Regions from separate parts of the Homo sapiens genome. Here regions 2 and 3 are each linked to region 1. A link is an interaction called in ENCODE POLR2A ChIA-PET data of the cell type or tissue named here. Cell type or tissue: MCF 10A. All regions are shown on one strand. Each heading gives the region's core, and the rest is flanking DNA. Links, peaks and the distances in the headings are about the cores only.

Region 1 (8,299 bases), core at 1,902-6,901:
TCCTGCCTCAGCCTCCCGAGTAGCTGGGATTACAGGTATGCGCCACCATGCCCTGCTAATTTTGTATTTTTAGTAGAGACGGGTGTTTCTCCATGTTGGTCAGGCTGGTCTCGAACTCCGGACCTCAGGTTATCTGCCCATCTTCGCCTCCTAAAGTGCTGGGATTACAGGCGTGAGCCACCACGCCCGGAATAAATCTTTTTTTTTTTTTTTTTTCTTTTTGAGACAGAGTCTCGCTCTATTGCCCAGGCTGGAGTGCAATGGTGCAATCTCGGCTCACTGCAAGCTCCGTCTCCCGGGTTCACGCCATTCTCCTGCCTCAGCCTCCTGAGTAGCTGGGACTACAGGCGCCTGCCACCACGCCCGGCCAATTTTTTGTATTTTTAGTAGAGACGGAGTTTCACCATGTTAGACAGGATGGTCTCAATCTCCTGACCTCGTGATCCACCCGCCTCGGCCTCCCAAAGTGCTGGGATTACAGGCGTGAGCCACCACACCTGGCGGAACAAATAAATCTTAACCTGAGCATATACTTATGATTAAAAATAGAATAAAATAAGGCCAGGCACTGTGATCACGTTCAGAATCCCAGCACGTTGGGAGGATGAGGCAGGAGGATCACTTGAGCCCAGGACTTCAAGACCAGCCTAGGCAACGTAGTGAGTTCCTGTATCTACAGAAAGCAAAAAAATTAGCTAGGCATGGTTGTGCACAACTGAGGTCCCAGCTACTTCAGGGGCTGAGGTAGGGGGATAACTTGAGCCCTGGAGGTCGAGGATGCGTTGAGGTATGATCATGCCACTGCACTCCAGCCTGGGTGACAGAATGAGACCCCACCTCAAAAACAAAAACAAAAAAATTAAATTAAACAGCCAACCCAGACTCCGGGGAAAGCGGTGTAGATGAGGAGAGGGAGATGCTGGCACTGAGGAGGGATGAAAAAGGAGGAAGGATTAGTCTAAGCCAGGTTAAGGGAAGTAGAGGAAGGGCCAGTTCCCAAAAAAGAACAGAAATCAAGAGGAGGAGCGGGACTTCAAGGCAAAGATTATGAGGGGGGCAGTGATATGAAATAGGACAGGAAAAGTCAACCAGAAACTGATAGTGAAGGGCACTACATGCCAACCTACAAAGCTTTCCTTTCATCCTAAATGCGGTGGGTAGGAGATTGATTTGATCATGTGGCATTTTAGAAAGATTACTGAGACTGCCACATGAAAGTGGATTGGAGACAGTCAGGCTACAATTATAATCCCTAAGGTTATGCAAGAAAATGTACAGAAAGCCAGGTATAGATTGTGGGCAGATAGAGAAATTCTTAGTTATCTGTCTCTATCTGGGAGGCAGATATGCAAATGTGAACTTGCTGTAAGAAGAACCAGGTGCACAATTATTATAATTAAAATAACTGTCTGTATTTTGTGATGAATACTTTGCAGAAAACGTGATTCCTAGTGACCTGACATCACTTTTTCTAACAAATATGAGGTTCATATTGTATGTAAATTTTTCCTCATTGCTACACACTACTCCCCAAATCCAGTGGGGACTGTGAATGCTTTTTAGTCATGTAGTTGTATTGTTCAACTGATTTCACATTTAAAGTAGTAATTTGCAAAATTCCAGTGCAGCTGGAACAAAACACAATGTGAGCACAATAATATTTTTTCATCCCCCAAAACAAATGTAGGGATTTAACTGAGTTTCCACAATTTCCCAGACATTGTACACATATAACTTTATTTAATCTCCTTGAAAATGTGGGTATATTGTCTAGTTCATGAATAAAGAAGTTATAACCTCAGAGAGATATTTCATCTTGATCATGATTACATAACCAATTAAATAGTAGAAGTAGAATTTGAACTCAGCTCTTCCATGGCTGAAGGCCATGTTCTTAACACTATACACAAAATTAGATTAGTATAAGTGTTTCAACTAGTGTCTATCAGTGTGAAATTCACATCAGCAGGCTCAAGGGAGCTGGCAATGGGGTTTTCATGCTGACAGTTATATCTGGAGGACTAAATAAGAAGAGGAAAAGGAAACCTGAATGATTATGGGAAAGTCAAATAGTTGAGAAGTGGGAAGGAAAAGAAATAATAGAGAGGGTTAGACTAGAAAAGCTAAGTAACAGTGCCCCGGTGGAGCAGGATTGGAGGTAAGAGCACCCTAAAGACTATGTCACAACTTCAAGAACTCAGCACTCAATACTTTGTTTCATCCCAACCCACATCTCTCTTCTAAGTTCCAGACTATCACCCTCATTGGTTTGCAAGAAATTCCATGTGGTTGTCCCACAGGCAAAATAAATTCAATGTATCTAACGTGGAACTTATACTACCCAATTCCTGTTATTTGGTTCTCAACTTTTGTTAATGGTGCCATTATAGACTCGGGATTCTGATTCAAGTGTCCATTATTACCAAGTCATATTTAACTTTCCTCTTAAATCTCTCCCTTCCTTATGAGTTTTCTTCCCTTTTTTTGTTTTATGTCTTTATTCTTGTATTAAATAGCTACTGTCAGGTACTAATTCTGCTCAGTTCTGGGGATATAAAGAGAAGTAAGAGAATAACCTTGTTCTCAGAGAGTTCGTATCTAGAAGGAGAGTGTGGTAGGCAGAAGTCTAAGATGGCTCCCAAGATTCCCAATCCCACATGATTTCATTTCCTCTCCTTGAGTGTGGTTGGGTCTGACTGAACCAGGTGAGCTCTTTTTTGAAAAGAGGATCTAGGAGCCAAAGAAGGAGTAAGTCAGAGAGATCCAAAGCTGCAGCAGCTTCTCTTCTGTTGGCCCTAAAGGAGCAAATTACCATGCTGTATAGAGGCCATATAGCAAGGACTTGAAAGCATCCTCTGGGAGCTGAGGGTGGCCTCTGGCCAACAGCTAGTAAAAATAAAAAATAAAATAAAAAAAGGCCACAGTCATAAGAAATGGATTGTGCCAAGGGAACTTGAAAATGAACTTTCCCTAGTCAAGCCTCCAGATGAAGATACATCTGGCTACACCTTGATTTCAGCCTAGTGAGATCCCGAGCAGAGGACCCAGGTAAAACATGCCGCAAGTCCAACCTATGGAAATTGTCAGGTAATGAATGAGTGTTGTTTTAGACTGCTGAGTTTGTGGTAATTTGTTATGCAGCGACAGAAAACTCATACGGAAAGAAAAAATAAATCTATGTCTTGCTCAGTGCTAGGCTAGAGGCACACATGATAGAGCATAGGAGGTTATCAGAGCACAGACAGGGACATCCAACAAACACTAAAGGACTTGGGGAAGGCATCCTGGCAGAGGTAGTAACTAAGATGAATTCTAAAACAAAAGAGGGAGAAGAGAGAAGGAGAGGGAAGGAGGAAGAAAAAAAATTTTTGAAAGAAGAAAAGAAAAGAGGAAGTTGGGGAAAATGTGTGTGATCAAACGGGGACATGAAACTTCGTGGGCAGAGGGAGTTAAATATCCACAGGTCCCAAAGTCATAGAGTTCATAGTGACCTTTAGAAACTAAAAAGACATCAATATGTCTGAATTTGGGGACGAATGGTAAAAAATGAGGATGGAGATGTAAAAAGAAAAAAAGAACATTTACCATTTACTGATTGTATACTACGTGGAAGCCCACAGTGTCAGCTCAGCCTGCTTCAACACAACCCCAAGTCAGAGATAGATGGCACAGGTCATCTGCTCGTTTGCCTCAAATCTAGTCTAGTCTAGTCTAGGTGCCCTTCCTCTACTCTGCCTTCAGTCACGGGGTAGATTCTCCCAAACCACCTTTTCAGGGCTTCTTTGCTGGGAAACTGGCTTCTGGGTGGGTTTGGCCAATGGAAGGCACTGGGAGGAGATAGAAGGGCAGGAAGAGAGGCAACTCCTGGGCATTTCTCTTCTTTCTCTGCTCTGGGCAATGGCTCTGGCCCAGTGGCAGCACCTCCCCCATAGCCCCAGCTTCTACAGATCCCAATGAACAGCCCTGCCTCCTGAGCTCCTGTAACACTAAGTTCTCCCTTAGTCCCCACCTTAGGGTGGCAGTTGCTTAATGCCTGAATAGTCTCACCTTCCCCTTTTGGGTCTTTCAGTATTAAATTTTCTCCACTGAACTACCTGGCATGAGTGTTATTTTTGTAACTGGATCCTCACTGAATCACCATGTTTGACAAATAGCTACGAATCAGAAAGATTGAGCAACTGCCTAACGTCACACAGTTGGGATGTTGTGGGGCTGGGTTGTAGATGTTTGGCTGTGAAGCCCATCTCTTTCCACCCAGCTGCATTGTCTCTCAGAAACTTTCCATCACCATTCTGAGTCAGCTCTTTAGAACTTCACCATTACAGCAACCTCCACTCTCAGATGAATCTTCCTTAATTATACCTCTGGTCATGTGATATATGTGGCAATTGCAAAGGGAATTCAGTATCAACTCCTCATTCTAGACTCCAGGCTTTCCAGAATTTTTTTTTTTTTTTGAAATGGAGCCTCGCTCTTGTTGCCCAGGCTGGAGTGCAGTGGCGTGATCTCGGCACACTGCAACCTCCACCTCCCGGGTTCAAGCAATTCTCTACCTCAGCCTCCTGAGTAGCTGGGATTGCAGGCGCCCACCACCACGCCTGGCTAATTTTTGTGTTTTTAGTAGAGACAGGGTTTCACCATTTTGCATTTTGGCCAGGCTGGTCTTGAAATGCTGACCTCATGATCCACCCGCCTCGGCCTCCCAAAGTGCTGGGATTACAGGCATGAGTCACCATGCCTGGCCCCAGAATATTTCTTAAACCAGTCTTTCTGACTTCACTTTTGCTAGACATTTTGCTCTACTGGAAAGCTGCCCTTGATTTTCACTTGTACGTATTTACTTATTCTATTTCTGTTCCCTTTAGCTAGAATGCTCTAGTTCTACCTGTAATAAAAACAAAAACAAAAACAAAAACACATGACTGGATCTTGCTATGTGGCCCATGCTGGGTTCAAGCAATTCTCCCACCTCAGCCTCCCAAAAGTGCTGAGATTACACACATGAGTCACCATGCCCGGCCTCCACCTTTTGATATATCTGTCCTTTGAAGCTTATTTATTCATGTATTCATTCATTCAACAAGCCTGGGCAGGGTACATTCTAGGCCCTTAGGAGGGAAAATAGAACAAGATGACTCCTATCTTCTAGAATGGGGGTGGGCATACTTTTTCTGTAAAGGGCCAGATAGTAAACATTTTAAGTTTTATGGGCCACATGGTCTCTGTCACAACTACTCAACTCTGCTATTATAGCACAAAGGCAGCCATAGGCAGTACATAGAGAATGAATATGATTATTCCAACAAAACTTTATTTACAAAAGTGGGTGTTAGGTTGTAGTTTCCCATGGTTTGTTGAGGCCCTCCTCTAAAAACTCACAGCTAAACAGATGGAAAAGCCAGCAGGAAATGATAATGCATAAAACATATCAAAGAAATATGGAGGATTGTACGGCAGGCACATGTGACAACAATAACATAAACATACCCTGAGAATGACCCGGTATGGCAGATGCACCTGACAGCAATAACGTAAGTATACCCAGAGAATGACCCTGTATGGCAGACTCACCTGACAGCAATAACGTAAGCATACCCTGAGAATGACCCTATCGTCTAAGAAGAATGTGTGTTTGGAGTTCCAAGCTAAGGAATCTAGGAGTGGCCAACCCGGAGATTCATTCCTTATCTATGAGGACCATAACCTGCAGCCTATTCCCTGGAATGCAGGCTGTACAGGGGATGGAGGCCCTCTTTTGTTTTGGGTTAAATGAACATTGCCAGGTGGAGGTTGCTAGGGGAAGTGTGTTAAGTGAAAATGCTATATAAATTGCATGCTTTTTACAATTGGTTGTGGTTCTCCTGTCCAGCCCACCAACACTAGACCACCCTGTATTTAAGTCTCCTCAATAAACCCTGTCTTGTTTGCAGGTTCCAAGTCTCTTCTTCGGCCTCTCAAACATGGTACCATCCCTAATGAAGTCAACGGGTCCAGCATGACAGGATGGAAGTACAAGTGTCAGCACCTATGTGAGTCCCAAGAGGGGAAATTAGAAACAAAAAGGAAGAAGAGGACATAGGCCAGGCACGGCGGCTCACGCCTGTAATCCCAACACTTTGGGAGGCCAAGGTGGGCAGATCACCTGAGGTCAGGAGTTCAAGACCAGCCTGGTCAACATGGCAAAAGCCCATCTCTACTAAAAAATACAAAAAATTAGCCAGGCGTGGTGGTGGGAGCCTGTAATCCCACCTACTCGGGAGGCTGAGGCAGGAGAATTGCTTCAATCTGGGAGGCAGAGGTTGCAGTGAGCTGAGATCGTGCCATTGCACTCCAGCCTGGGCGACAGAGTAAGACTCTGTCTCAGAAAAAAAAAAAAAAAAAGGAAAAAAAAAGATGATATAGTCAAAGAAATAACATTAAATTTCTTATAATTTAAGATGAATGATTTCAGATTGAAAAGTTTATAAAGGTGCCAAAGAGAAAAGGAAAGATCCACACTAGATACATTAGAATGAAATGTCAAAGTAACATACATAAAGAAGAAATTCTGAAATCTTCTAGAAAGAAAGAACATGTTATCTATGAAGGAACAAGGATCATATTGATATTAGATTTCTCAACAGCACATGTGCTGCAAGAAGACAAAGGAGTAATATTAAGTATTGTGAAACAAACCTAGAGCTTAGAATTTCATATTTAAAATTCTAAATAAATTATCATTCAAATTGTTATAGTTTGGGGGCCAGGTGTGGTGGCTCATGCCTATAATCCCAGCACTTTGGGAGACTAAGGCGGGCAGATCACTTGAGCTCAGGAGTTTGAGACGAGCCTGGCAAACACGGCAAAACCCCATCTCAAAATACAAAAATTAGCTAGATGTGGTGGTGCATGCCCATAATCCTAGCTACTTGGGAGGCTGAGGCACGAGAATTGCTTGAACTTGGGAGGCGGAGGTTGCAGTGAGCCAAGATCGTGCCATTGCACTCCAGCCTGGGCGACAGAGTGAGACTCGGTCTCATATATATATGAGACTGACAAATTGATACAGTTTGGATATATGTCCCTGCCCCAGTCTCATGTTGAACTGTAATCTGCAATGTTGGAGGTGGGGCCTGGTGGGAGGTGGTTGGATCATGGGGGCAGATTTCCATGAATGGTTTAACACCATCTTCCTGGTTTGTCCTCATGACAGTGAGTGAGTTCTTGAGAGAACTCATCATTTAAAAATGTGTGGCACTTCCTCTCTTTCTCTCTTGCTCCTGCTCTGGGTATGTGACGTGCCTGCTCCCCCTTTGCCTACTGCCATAATTCAGAGTTTCCTGAGGCCTCCCAAGAAGATAAGCCGATGCCAGCACCATGCTTCCTGTAAGCTGGCAGAACCATGAGTAAATTAAACCTCTTTTTTAAATAAGTTACCCAATCTCAGGTATTTTTTATAGCAATGTGAGAATGTGCTAGCACACAAATATGTTACCACTTAAATTATCATTCAAATATAAAAGCATAGTAAAGCTGACATTAAGCCTCAAGCATACAAGTTCACAGAAAATTTGTCACACAAGGACCCACATTATAAGAGAAGCAGAAATTCATACTGCTTTAAGAGATATCAGAGGCTGGGTGTGGTGGCCCATGCCTATAATGCCAGCACTTTGGGAAGCCAAGGCAGGAGGATCGTTTGAGCCCAGGAGTTCAAGACCAGCCTGGGCAACATAGTGAGCCCTTGTCTCTATAAAAAATAAAAAAATTAGCCATGGCCCTGGTGTGGTGGCTCACGCCTGTAATCCTAGCACTTTGAGAGGCCGAGGGGGGTGGATCACTTGAGGATAGGAGTTCAAAATCAGCCTGGCCAACATGGTGAAACCCCATCTGTACTAAAAATACAAAAAATTAGCCAGGTGTGCCGATGCACGTCTGTAATCCCAGCTACTTGTGAGGCTGAGGGAGGAGAATCGCTTGAACCCAGGAGGCAGAGGTTGCAGTGAGCTGAGATCACACCACTGCACTCCAATCTGTGTGACAGAGTGAGACTCTGTTTCAAAAAAAGAAACAACCACATGTGGTGGCATGCGCCTATGGTCACAGATACTTGGGAGGCTTAGGTTGGAGGATGGCTTGGACCTGGGAAGTTGAGGCTGCAGCAAGCTATGATTGTGCCACTGCACTCCAACCTAGGCAACAGAGTGAGACCCTGTCTCAAAAGAAAAAAGAGAGAGGGAGCAATATCAGAAGGTATCAAACATGTAAGTAAAATCCAAATAAAAGAACCAAAGAAAAGAGAAATAGAAACTATTTCAAT
Region 2 (5,000 bases), core at 1-5,000, 110 kb before region 1:
CGCAGATCTACTCTCTAGAAATTATCTACTGTCCCCTTGCAGGCCTGTCACATGCATTCTACTTGACAGTCAGTCAGTCACGTCCATCCCCTGAGCATACCCTGTAAGGCAGCCTCTTGCTCTAATTTCCACCAGGCTCTCTTTACTGAAAGATAACCAATTCTTCCAGAGCCAGCTTCCCTAGGAAGTATGACTCTCTTACAAACTACCTCTACATTCCAGTCACACCTGACTACTCCCCATTCCTCAGTGATATCCTAGACTTTGATGCTTTCATTCCAGCCACAAATTTCCACTGCTTCTCTCTCCACCACACACCCCCATCCTTAATTTTCAGCTTCTGGCAAATCTCTGGAATGATTCAAATGTCACTCACTCTAAAGGCTTCCTCAAATCCACCAAGTATGTGCTTACCTAACACATCAATTAGTTCTCTCTCCTCCTCCCTTCTCCCCTAGCATGTGAACTCCATCAGAAACGAACCTCGCAAATTTAGCACCTCTCTTGGTGCTAAAGCATGGTACTCTGCATAGAAGCTAATCATTAAATACTTTTAGATTAAAAAACAGCCACTACACTTACGTATTTTTACAAACTTACAACTATTTAAAAAAGATTTAACTCTGGAAGACACATGCAAAAATTATTTTAAAAAATCATCTAAAAAGTAATCTAGTATTTCTATAGCCTTTTAATCTATGGGAGTAGGATGTATGGAGAGAAATTAGCTGCCTGACTGAATTCACTACAATGTGGTAAATAATTATCTCCTTAGGCCAGGCGCAGTGGCTCACACCTGTAATCCCAGCACTTTGGGAGGCCAAGGCAGGTGGATCACGAGGTCAAGAGATCGAGACCATCCTGGCCAACATGGTGAACCCTATCTCTACTAAAAATACAAAAATTAGCTGGCTGTGGTCGCAGGCGCCTGTAGTGCCAGCTACTCTGGGGGCTGAGGCAGGAGAACTGCTTGAACCCAGGAGGCGGAGGCTGCAGTGAGCTGAGATCGCACCACTGTACTCCAGCCGGGGCAACAGCGCGAGACTCCGTCTCAAAAAAAAAAAGAAAGAAAGAAAGAAAAAATTATCTTCTTAGACCTGTGTGTATCAAAAACTTTTCCTAGATGATGGATATTGCAATATCAGATTTTAAAAGAACTCTTAAAACCACAAAGTTAATAATTTATGCCAGTCAAAATACTGAAAAGAAGAAGCTGCTGAACCAGAAACTGGTCGTGTAATCTTCTGTAATGAAGTCTGAGTCTCACCTGTTTCAGTTAAACTTACTTCCAGTTGGCAGTAGCACACTGGACTTGATGACACTCAATTCCTTCAATTATTTTATCATTTTGGTAATTCCTCTTGTTGGTTCAAAAGATCATATGCCATTAGCATATAACCATAGAAGCCAAGTAAGCAGGCTGATTAGGAAATCACTTTTTCCTTCAAACTTGTTTTATAGCCACTTTGAGCCAGTTTTTGCAGGGAGGAGCTAAGCAGGCAACCATCCTCTGAGCATCTAAGCTTCTATTCTCCCAAACTATCCAGTGCATGCACCTTGCAGCAGTCAAGACAGGCCTATGGGTGAGCGGGTGGGGAAAGCTTACCATGGGCATGTGCTTGTCTGCTTGGCTATTCTCACCACCAAGGGAGTTCTCCCCTCTCTGATATGCCACTTAAAACAGCAGAGCCCCTATAGCCAGTCAGTGTTCACAGCCTTAGGCTCCGCTTCACAGGGCAGAGCTCCGCCCCTTCTAAATAAATGCTACCTTTGTCTCAGAGAAGGGAACTCCAAATGGCAATTCTCAGTCCAGGATCCAAAAGGGAGGGTGTGAACAGTTACACCTCAACTAACAGGCTGCTCAGAGTCCTCAATTTTCTCATCAATTCCACACACTCAATTTTCCTTTAACGAAGTTACATTACTAAAATATTTTTAAATCAATCAACTCAGCCTTGTATTAGCCTTATTTCAGCATCAGTTGGGTTTCTCCCATACTTCCAGATTTTCATTCCAAAATACTGAAAATTGCCACAGAAATAACCAGAAGAACACAATTAAGCCATTCTTTCACAGAATTCCTAACACTGGTTTATTACTATGTGATTCTAAAATCAAGAATTCTCCCACAGGGAGGAAATCCTATTAAATTAAGGATTCTAGTTAATTAAGGTTTTACTTCATTAGTGTCAAAAAAATTTTTTTAAACCCACGTTAAGATTTTATCGGCAGACATGTAATTCTACACCTATTTCGAGACAAATTTTCTTTTTATGATTCACCATCACCCTTCAACTAAAAGCCCTATAAGTAGTGAGGTGAAAAAAGACATCATGGATATCACTGGTAGGATGAGTTTTATGAGGTCCAGGCTTTGTGAAAGACACTTGCTCTCCCCACACTGTCCAACAACTCCCTCTTGGGTGGAACTCACAAAAGCTCCTGGGCAGGGCAGAGGAAGACCGAAGAGGCAGGAAGTTCACAGAGTAGAGGTAGGCTTTGAGCCCCTGCTCTGGGTTGCCTCCTTTCTCCTTGCAACTAAATTGTTTTGCCAGTCACATTAAATAGCTTTCTGGTTTCTTGCTGCAAATTTGCAATGGCTTAGGGAATGATCTGTTAAAAGCTCCCAGGCAAATCTTTTGTGAATATTTTCTTTTTCTTGGTTCCATTTTGAGATAAAGGAATATGAAATTTTAAAAATAAACCCACTATTCATACCATGAGTAAACCTTTGTTGAGCCTATACACATCACTGTTTAAACCAAGGTGTAAGCAAGGAAGGGGCAGATGGGAAAATTTTTTAATGAGGGAATTTTAGGAGGCGGCAAATACCCTACATGATTCACAAACTCTGTAGCAACTTTTTTTTTTTTTTTTTTCCAGATGGAGTCTCGCTCTGTCGCCCAGGCTGGAGTGCAGTGATCTCAGCTCACTGCAACCTCTGCCTCCTGGGTTCAAGTGATTCTCCTGTCTCAGCCTCCCGAGTAGATAGCATTAGATGCACCCGACACCACGCCTGGCTAATTTTTGTATTTTTAGTAGAGACAGGGTTTCACCAAGTTGGCCACACGGGTCTCAAACTCCTGACCTCAAGTGATCCACCCACCTCAGTCTCCTAAAGTGTTGAGATTATAGGCGTGAGCCACCACGCCCAGCTGTCAATAATCACCTTTCAATAACTATAAGTTAACTGTCACTTTAATAAAGGTGTCTTTTTTTTTTTCCAGTCCTGTGTTAAGGAAAAATGTATCCCAACATCAGCCTGGCCATTCTTTCCCACTGTTCCGAATAGAATATAGTGAGTTACAAGTTCTCCTTAGCTGATTTTAGATGGTACTTTGCATTAGCTAAGAGGTTCTCAAACCTGAGTCAGTTAGCTGGAGGGTTTGTCAAAACACAGATCACAGAGACCTACAGAGTTTCTAAGGCAGTAGGCCTGACATGGGCCCCAAGGCTTGTATGTTGAACAAGTTTCCAAGGGATCTCCAGGGGTAAAAGACAGCACATCCTTTTTGGGGCTTACCAAAATACAAAAGCAATGATAACAGCAGCAGCAGCCTGGCCAAGGAATGACATCACTTAACATGTTAGTCAACACTGATTTTGGCACTATCACATCAGTTTTCTATTTAATTTTCACAACAACCCTGTGAGAGTGGGATTATTAACCCCATTTTCCAACTGAACGAAAGCTAGCTCAGAGATTGACTTGCGGCCAGGTGGGGTGGCTCACGCCTGTAATCTCAGCAATTTGGGAGGCCAAGGTGGGCGGATCACTTGAGGTCAGGAGTTCGAGACCAGCTTGGCCAACGTGGTGAAACCCTGTGGCTACTAAAAATACAAAATATTAGCTGGGCGTGGTGGCGCACACCTGTAATCCCAGCTACTCAGGAGGCTGAGGCAGGAGAATCACTTGAACCCGGGAGGTAGAGGTTGCACTGAGCCGAGATCATGCCACTGCACTCCAGCCTAGGTAACAAAGCAAGACTCCATCTCAAAAAAAAAAAAAAAAAAAAAAGCAGGGCATGGTGGCTCACGCCTGTAATCCCAGCACTTTGGGGGGCTGAGGAGGGTGGATCGCCTGAGGTTGGGAGTTTGAGACCAGCCTGGCCAACATAGTGAAACCCTATGTCTCTACTAAAAATACAAAAAATTAGCTGGGTGTGGTGGCAGGCGCCTGTAATCCCAGCTACTACGGAGGCTGAGGCAGGAGAACTGTTTGAACCTGGAAGGCAGAGGTTGTTGCTGTGAGCCGAGATTGCGCCACTGTACTCCAGCCTGGGCAACAAGTGTCAAAGTCTGTCTCAATTAAAAAAAAAAAAAAAGGGTGAGGGGATTGACTTGCTCACAAATGGTAGACCTGAACATTCACCAATGCCTGGCAAGAAAGCTTATACTCTCAGCCACAGTTCTGCTAGCAAAGCTGTCAGGCTGCGTTAAATAAAGCAGTGAAGACAAAGAAGGTGTGCTAAAGTGTGCTAACTTATAACCACTCATATTTCTTTAGTCTCAAAAAGGTACACATCAACAATTTAGTATCATCTCCGCCAGCAGGGTCATCTCAGAGCCACAAAATTGATGTTTGGTTAAACTGATCCACACAGGCCTGTCCTTGAGGAACGACCTAACAGAGGACCCCTTTGAGAGAAGGATGGCCAATGGCATGAAGCTGCTCTTTCAGTTATAAAAACTGTGGGCCGGTCACAGTGGCTCACATCTGTAATCCCAGCACTTTGGGAGGCCGAGGTGGGAGGATCACCTGAGGTCGTCAGGGGTTTGAGACCAGCCTGGCCCACATGGCGAAACCCTGTCTCTACTAAAAATACAAAAATTAACCGGGCGTAGTGGCACGTGCTTGTAATCCCAGCTACTTGGGAGGCTGAGGCAGGAGAATCGCTAGATCTCGGCTGCAGTGAGCCGAGATCGCGCCACTGCACTTCAACCTGGGCTACAGAGCGAGACTCCATCTCAAAAATAAATAAATAAATAAATATAAAAAC
Region 3 (5,000 bases), core at 1-5,000, 96 kb after region 1:
AGAACTGAGTGAGAACTCAGTGAATCCCACGAGAATGGCACCAGCCTGTTCATGAGGGATCTGCCCCTGTGACCGAAATATTTCCCACTTGCCCCCGCCTCCAACGTTGGGAATCAAATTTCAACATGAGAGTTGGAGAGGACAAACAGCCAAACTATTATCAAACGTCGAAAATGTTATGCTAAGGGAAAGAAGCTAGACACAGAAAAAAGGCTGCATGTATGATTCTGTTGATATGAAATGTCCAGAACAGGTAATCCTATAAAGACGGAAAGTAGATTTGTGCTTGCTAAGGGCTAGGGGAAGGAGGGATTGGGGAGTGACTGCTAATGGGGATGGGGTTTCTTTCTGGGGTGATGAAACTATCCTGGAAATGGTGCTATTATTGCATAATGTTGTGACTATACTAAAAACTGCTGAATTGTATAATTTAAAATGATGAATTTTATGGCTTGTGGATTATACTTCAATAAAAAAGAACTAGATAAGAAAATAATTCTATAGTGCCTAGCAGAATTTTAAGGCAAGTAGATAGTAAAATAAATATGAGGTAATTGATGGATGACAAGAACTACTGGAAATCTCTTTGTAGACCAGAAATATAGCCATCGTTTGTTAAACAACGGGAGAGAAATGAGCTCCAAGGAGCTTAGTCCATGTAATCTCTAGGAAATTGTGTCCTAGGAGTTGCTTTTGGTAAAGACTAAATTCTTCATGTCCAATGCTCCCTCCTAAGCATTGTATTAATTTTACTTTCAGCATCAGTATGACAACCTGTTCCACCGTGGCCGCCCTGGGAATGATGCCACTCTGCATTTATCTCTACACCTGGTCCTGGAGTCTTCAGCAGAATCTCACCATTCCTTATCAGAACATAGGTCTGTATGGGCCTGGGAAATGGAGGACTAACAGTAATGGTGATGATACTAATAATAGCTGTTCTTAATTATATAACTCTTTATGCAGGGATTTTTTTGGTAGTACTTAATTTAATCCCTTAAAGAACCCTACAGTATAGATTCTGTTACCAGTTCAGTCTCCTAGGTCTTCAGGCTTCAAGAGGTTTAGTAACTTGATCAAGATTATGCAGCTGGTAAGTACGGAACTGGAGTTCTAACCCGGGAATCTGACTACAAAGTGCAAACTTTCATCCCTATAAGAGTGCATTTTTGAAAAAAAAAGAAAGCCAGATAATTTACTTTGAAAAAGCAGGAATCAAACCCTTATGTAATTAGACTATAAAGCAATTGGACTCTTTATACTCCAAGGTTTAACTGGATCTAGTGGCTCTAATTAGACCTTCCTGTGACTTCACCTTTCACATTGCCTGCGAACCTTGACTTTTTCTTGGAGGTTGAATGTAAATAATTCTTACTGATTATGAAAACTCATCTACATGTCACAGTCTCACCCATATCTCTTTCATTATCTCCTCTTCTGAATATTATTTCTCATGAAAGTCTGCCATTTTCCTAAAGATCTCTGTGGGTTTAGCAAGCTTAGAAGAGAAATGTGGTGAAATGATCTGCCTTTTCTAGTGTGGTCAGTTTTTGAAAAAGTGATAGGCACTATGTTTTTTTGTTTTTTTTTTTTGAGACAGAGTTTTGCTCTGTCACTCAGGCTGGAGTGCAGTCGTGCAATCTCGGCTCACTGCAACTTCTGCCTTCTCCTGCCTCAGCCTTCCGAGTAGCTGGTACTACAGGTGCAGGCCACCACACCCGGCTAATTTTTTTGGTATTTTAGGAGAGACAGGGTTTCACCGTGTTGCCCAGGCTGGTCTCAAACTCCTGAGCTCAGGCAGTCCACCCACCTTGGCCTCCCAAAGTGCTAGGATTACAGGTGTAAGCCACCGTGCCTGGCCAACACTATGATTCTTAAGACTCTCAGTGTCAATCTGGTGTCTCAGGTAAACACCTTGAAGGCTTACAACCCATGGCCCATAGTTCAAAACCATGAATGAACCCACTTCCTCACAATAGCGGGAGCCCACTGAATCTGTAAAATTTGAGGGAAACCTTAATTTAGAAACCATGATTTTATGTGCAACTTTTTTTCTGATCAGTAAGTTATTTAATATATTCTGCTTTGATAATATGTTCTGAAAGGCACTCACAAGACGCAAAATGTTATGAGCAGCTTATATAACTTTGGAGCCAATATTGTAGGCATTTATCCAGACTTGGGAAGTGGCATGGGAAAATGTCAGTTTAAAGCTGTTACCTAATTGAAATAGAAGTTGTTGGGAAGTACTGTGCAGTCAGGGTGAGAGGGAAAACCCTCTCATGGATTTTTCTTCTCTTTAGGAATTACCCTTGTGTGCCTGACCATTCCTGTGGCCTTTGGTGTCTATGTGAATTACAGATGGCCAAAACAATCCAAAATCATTCTCAAGGTGAGTGACTTCATGGCCACTGTTGGCACGTCCTCAGACTCAGGGGCCTGAAAGACAGAAGTGAGCAGTGGCTGGGACAAGTGAGCTTGTTGAGTACGGCCCCACACCCAGAAATTCTTCTTACACATCCTGTGGTTTTGGATCCAGGGATCATATTTCCTCCACCCTGTAAGCCTTGCTTTGCCACTCCCATAGTTCTGTACCCTGAGGCTTATGACGCCCTGGAAAATAAGCAACTATTGATTTAGTGTCAGGAAAGCTAAAGCCTGTGTGTGGACAGAAGAGCCCAGGCCCATCCATAAACAAGGCTTCACACAGGTGCTCTTGAGGCAGAAGCTGTTCAAGTGAGCATGAAAGGGAACCCCAGTGTTTAGTAATATGGCTGGTTTCTTGGAAGAGTAGGAGGAAGGGCTGTCTTGCAGAAGCATTCCTGGGGTCACGGCCAAAGCTGTTGTTTGTACACATGAGCAAGGGCTGCTGACTACATGAATAAGACTGTTTAAATGAAATCATCCAGGAAGCACTGAGGAGTCTAGCTATGGAATGATGGTGACTAGAACTTTCTACCTCCTCTTGTCTTTGCAGTCCTGCCCTTTGTCTGCTGGAGAAACAAGCAAATGTCTTTGTTAAATGGCTTTTAAAAATAATTCAAGAGGCCAGGTGCAGTGGCTCACATCTGTAATCCCAGAACTTTGGCAGGCTGAGGTGGGAGGATTGCTTGAGGCCAGGAGGTTGAGGCTACAGTGAGCCATTATCATGCCATTGCACTGGAGCCTGGATCACAGAGTGAGACCCCATCTCTAAAAAATGAAACAAAACAACAAAACGTAAAGAGGAGGCATTCTTAACAATGGTGTGAGTCTCCTAGGGTGCTTTCCATTTTTTTTCTGATTATGTATCACTTTAGCAGATAGAAGGTTGTAATATGTGTGGCTTTCATGAAGATTTTAAAAATGTTTCAGTTATATTTTACATTTATAAAGAAGTAAACATTTGGGGTTATTTAGAGTTTCATGTAGTAAATCTCAGTTAATTTTGTTTTCTGGTTTATGGTTTGGCTTGGTTTAAGCTTTTGCCGTTTGGCTCTACCTCACAGAACATTGCCACTCTATATGCCTGTGCTAATGGACACTGTTTTCCCAGTTATGCACAAGGCCAAACCATTCCCACCATTCCTTCAGTGCGATGGAGAATGAGAGGAGAGGGCTTGCCAAGCAGAAAATCAGCTGGGCACAGAGAGCTGGAGGATGGCTTAGTATAGTACATTTGTATTGCATATGGATGACTTTAACATCAATAGTGCACACCTGATTTTCACTCTCCTTTTTTAGCTGTACTCATGGAATAAAGTCCCATCTTTTCCACATTTATTTTTAAAAATTAATTAAGTTTTTGAGATAGGGTCTCGCTCTGTCACTCAGGCTGGAGTGCAATGACACGATCATAGCTCACTGCAACCTTGATCTCCTAGGCTCAAATGATGCTCCCATCTCAAGCTCTGAGGTAGCTAGCACTACAGGCATGCACCATCCTGCCCTGCTAATAAAAAGATTTTTTTTTTAGAGACAGGGTCTTGCTATGTTACCCAGGCTGGTTTGCAACTCCTGGCCTCAAGGGATCCTCTGGCCTTGGCCTCCCAAAGTGTTGGGATCACAGGCATGAGCCACTGTGCCTGGCCCCTTTTCCACATTTATTATTGTTATTTCAGTAGGAGAAAATTTCCAGTGTGGTAGTTATGATTTTGTTTACAAAACAAGAGGAGGGAAATGATCATGGAAACTTCTTGCTTTTCAAGTACTCTATCTTTGATTATTTTTCTTAAAAGGGCATTTAACAACAATAACAAAAATAATGCTTTTGGAGTTTTCCAGCTCCTCTATCAGTCCATCAGTGTCAATGGAGAAACCAGATACATTTTTTTACATGTCAGTTTTATTTTCTGTAACGAGCAAATTTAAAACTCTTTTCTTTTGGGTATTTCATAGGATTTATGGCAAAACATTTAATAATATGCATAAATATTCTAGACTACCTTAGTAAAAAAAAAAAACTAGGCTAATGTAATCATTATTTTAGTATATCTTCATTCCCTGTTCTTAGTTCCATTTTAATTTTAGATCTGACACATTTTCTGAACAAACTTAAGTGTTCCCCATTTGCTCTTGGTGGATATTAAACTTTGAAATCTTTGGTAGAGAGAGGAAGAGGGGATGTTACATTCAGAGGCCTTAGTTCCATTTTAATTTTAGATCTGACACATTTTCTGAACAAACTTAAGTGTTCCCCATTTGCTCTTGGTGGATATTAAACTTTGAAATCTTTGGTAGAGAGAGGAAGAGGGGATGTTACATTCAGAGGCTTTCTTTCTTTCATTTTTTTTTTAAACGGAGTCTTGCTCTGTCACCCAGGCTGGAGTGCAGTGGCGCAATCTTGGCTCACTGCAACCTCCACCTCCTGGGTTCAAGTAATTCTCCTGCCTCAGCCTCTTGAGTAGCTGGGATTACAGGCATGTGTCACCACGCCTGGCTAATTTTTGTATTTTTTAGTAGAGACAGGATTTTGCCATGTTGGCTGGATGGTCTTGAACTCCTGACCTCAGGTGATCCGC

Evidence for each region. Peaks named below come from ENCODE experiments on the same cell type or tissue, not always from the same donor. Only the 100,000 strongest peaks of a DNase experiment are listed, where the experiment ranks them.
Region 2: POLR2A ChIA-PET joins it to region 1 with 7 read pairs; 12 of 35 experiments call an interaction of 5 or more read pairs at or near these places.
Region 3: POLR2A ChIA-PET joins it to region 1 with 5 read pairs; 4 of 35 experiments call an interaction of 5 or more read pairs at or near these places.

What each region holds. Positions count from the first base shown.
Region 1 is chr4:86,923,958-86,932,256 of GRCh38, reverse strand. It overlaps AFF1-AS1 (AFF1 antisense RNA 1), which reads left to right. Exons shown (of 3, transcript NR_038841.1): 3 at 5,931-7,363. It also overlaps a transcript of C4orf36 not described here. Among named protein-coding and RNA genes, the nearest start is that of AFF1-AS1, 6.7 kb to the left of the region's middle. RefSeq lists a silencer at 6,966-7,260. In MCF 10A, for the core only: no CTCF peak of the experiment used is centred there; DNase peaks (open chromatin) are centred at 4,196 and 5,036.
Region 2 is chr4:87,039,890-87,044,889 of GRCh38, reverse strand. The region is part of intron 2 of AFF1 (ALF transcription elongation factor 1); the gene reads right to left. Among named protein-coding and RNA genes, the nearest start is that of AFF1, 110 kb to the right of the region's middle. In MCF 10A, for the core only: no CTCF peak of the experiment used is centred there; no DNase peak of the experiment used is centred there.
Region 3 is chr4:86,829,184-86,834,183 of GRCh38, reverse strand. SLC10A6 (solute carrier family 10 member 6) reads left to right here. Exons shown (of 6, transcript NM_197965.3): 2 at 760-878; 3 at 2,304-2,392. Among named protein-coding and RNA genes, the nearest start is that of SLC10A6, 18 kb to the left of the region's middle. In MCF 10A, for the core only: no CTCF peak of the experiment used is centred there; a DNase peak (open chromatin) is centred at 2,583.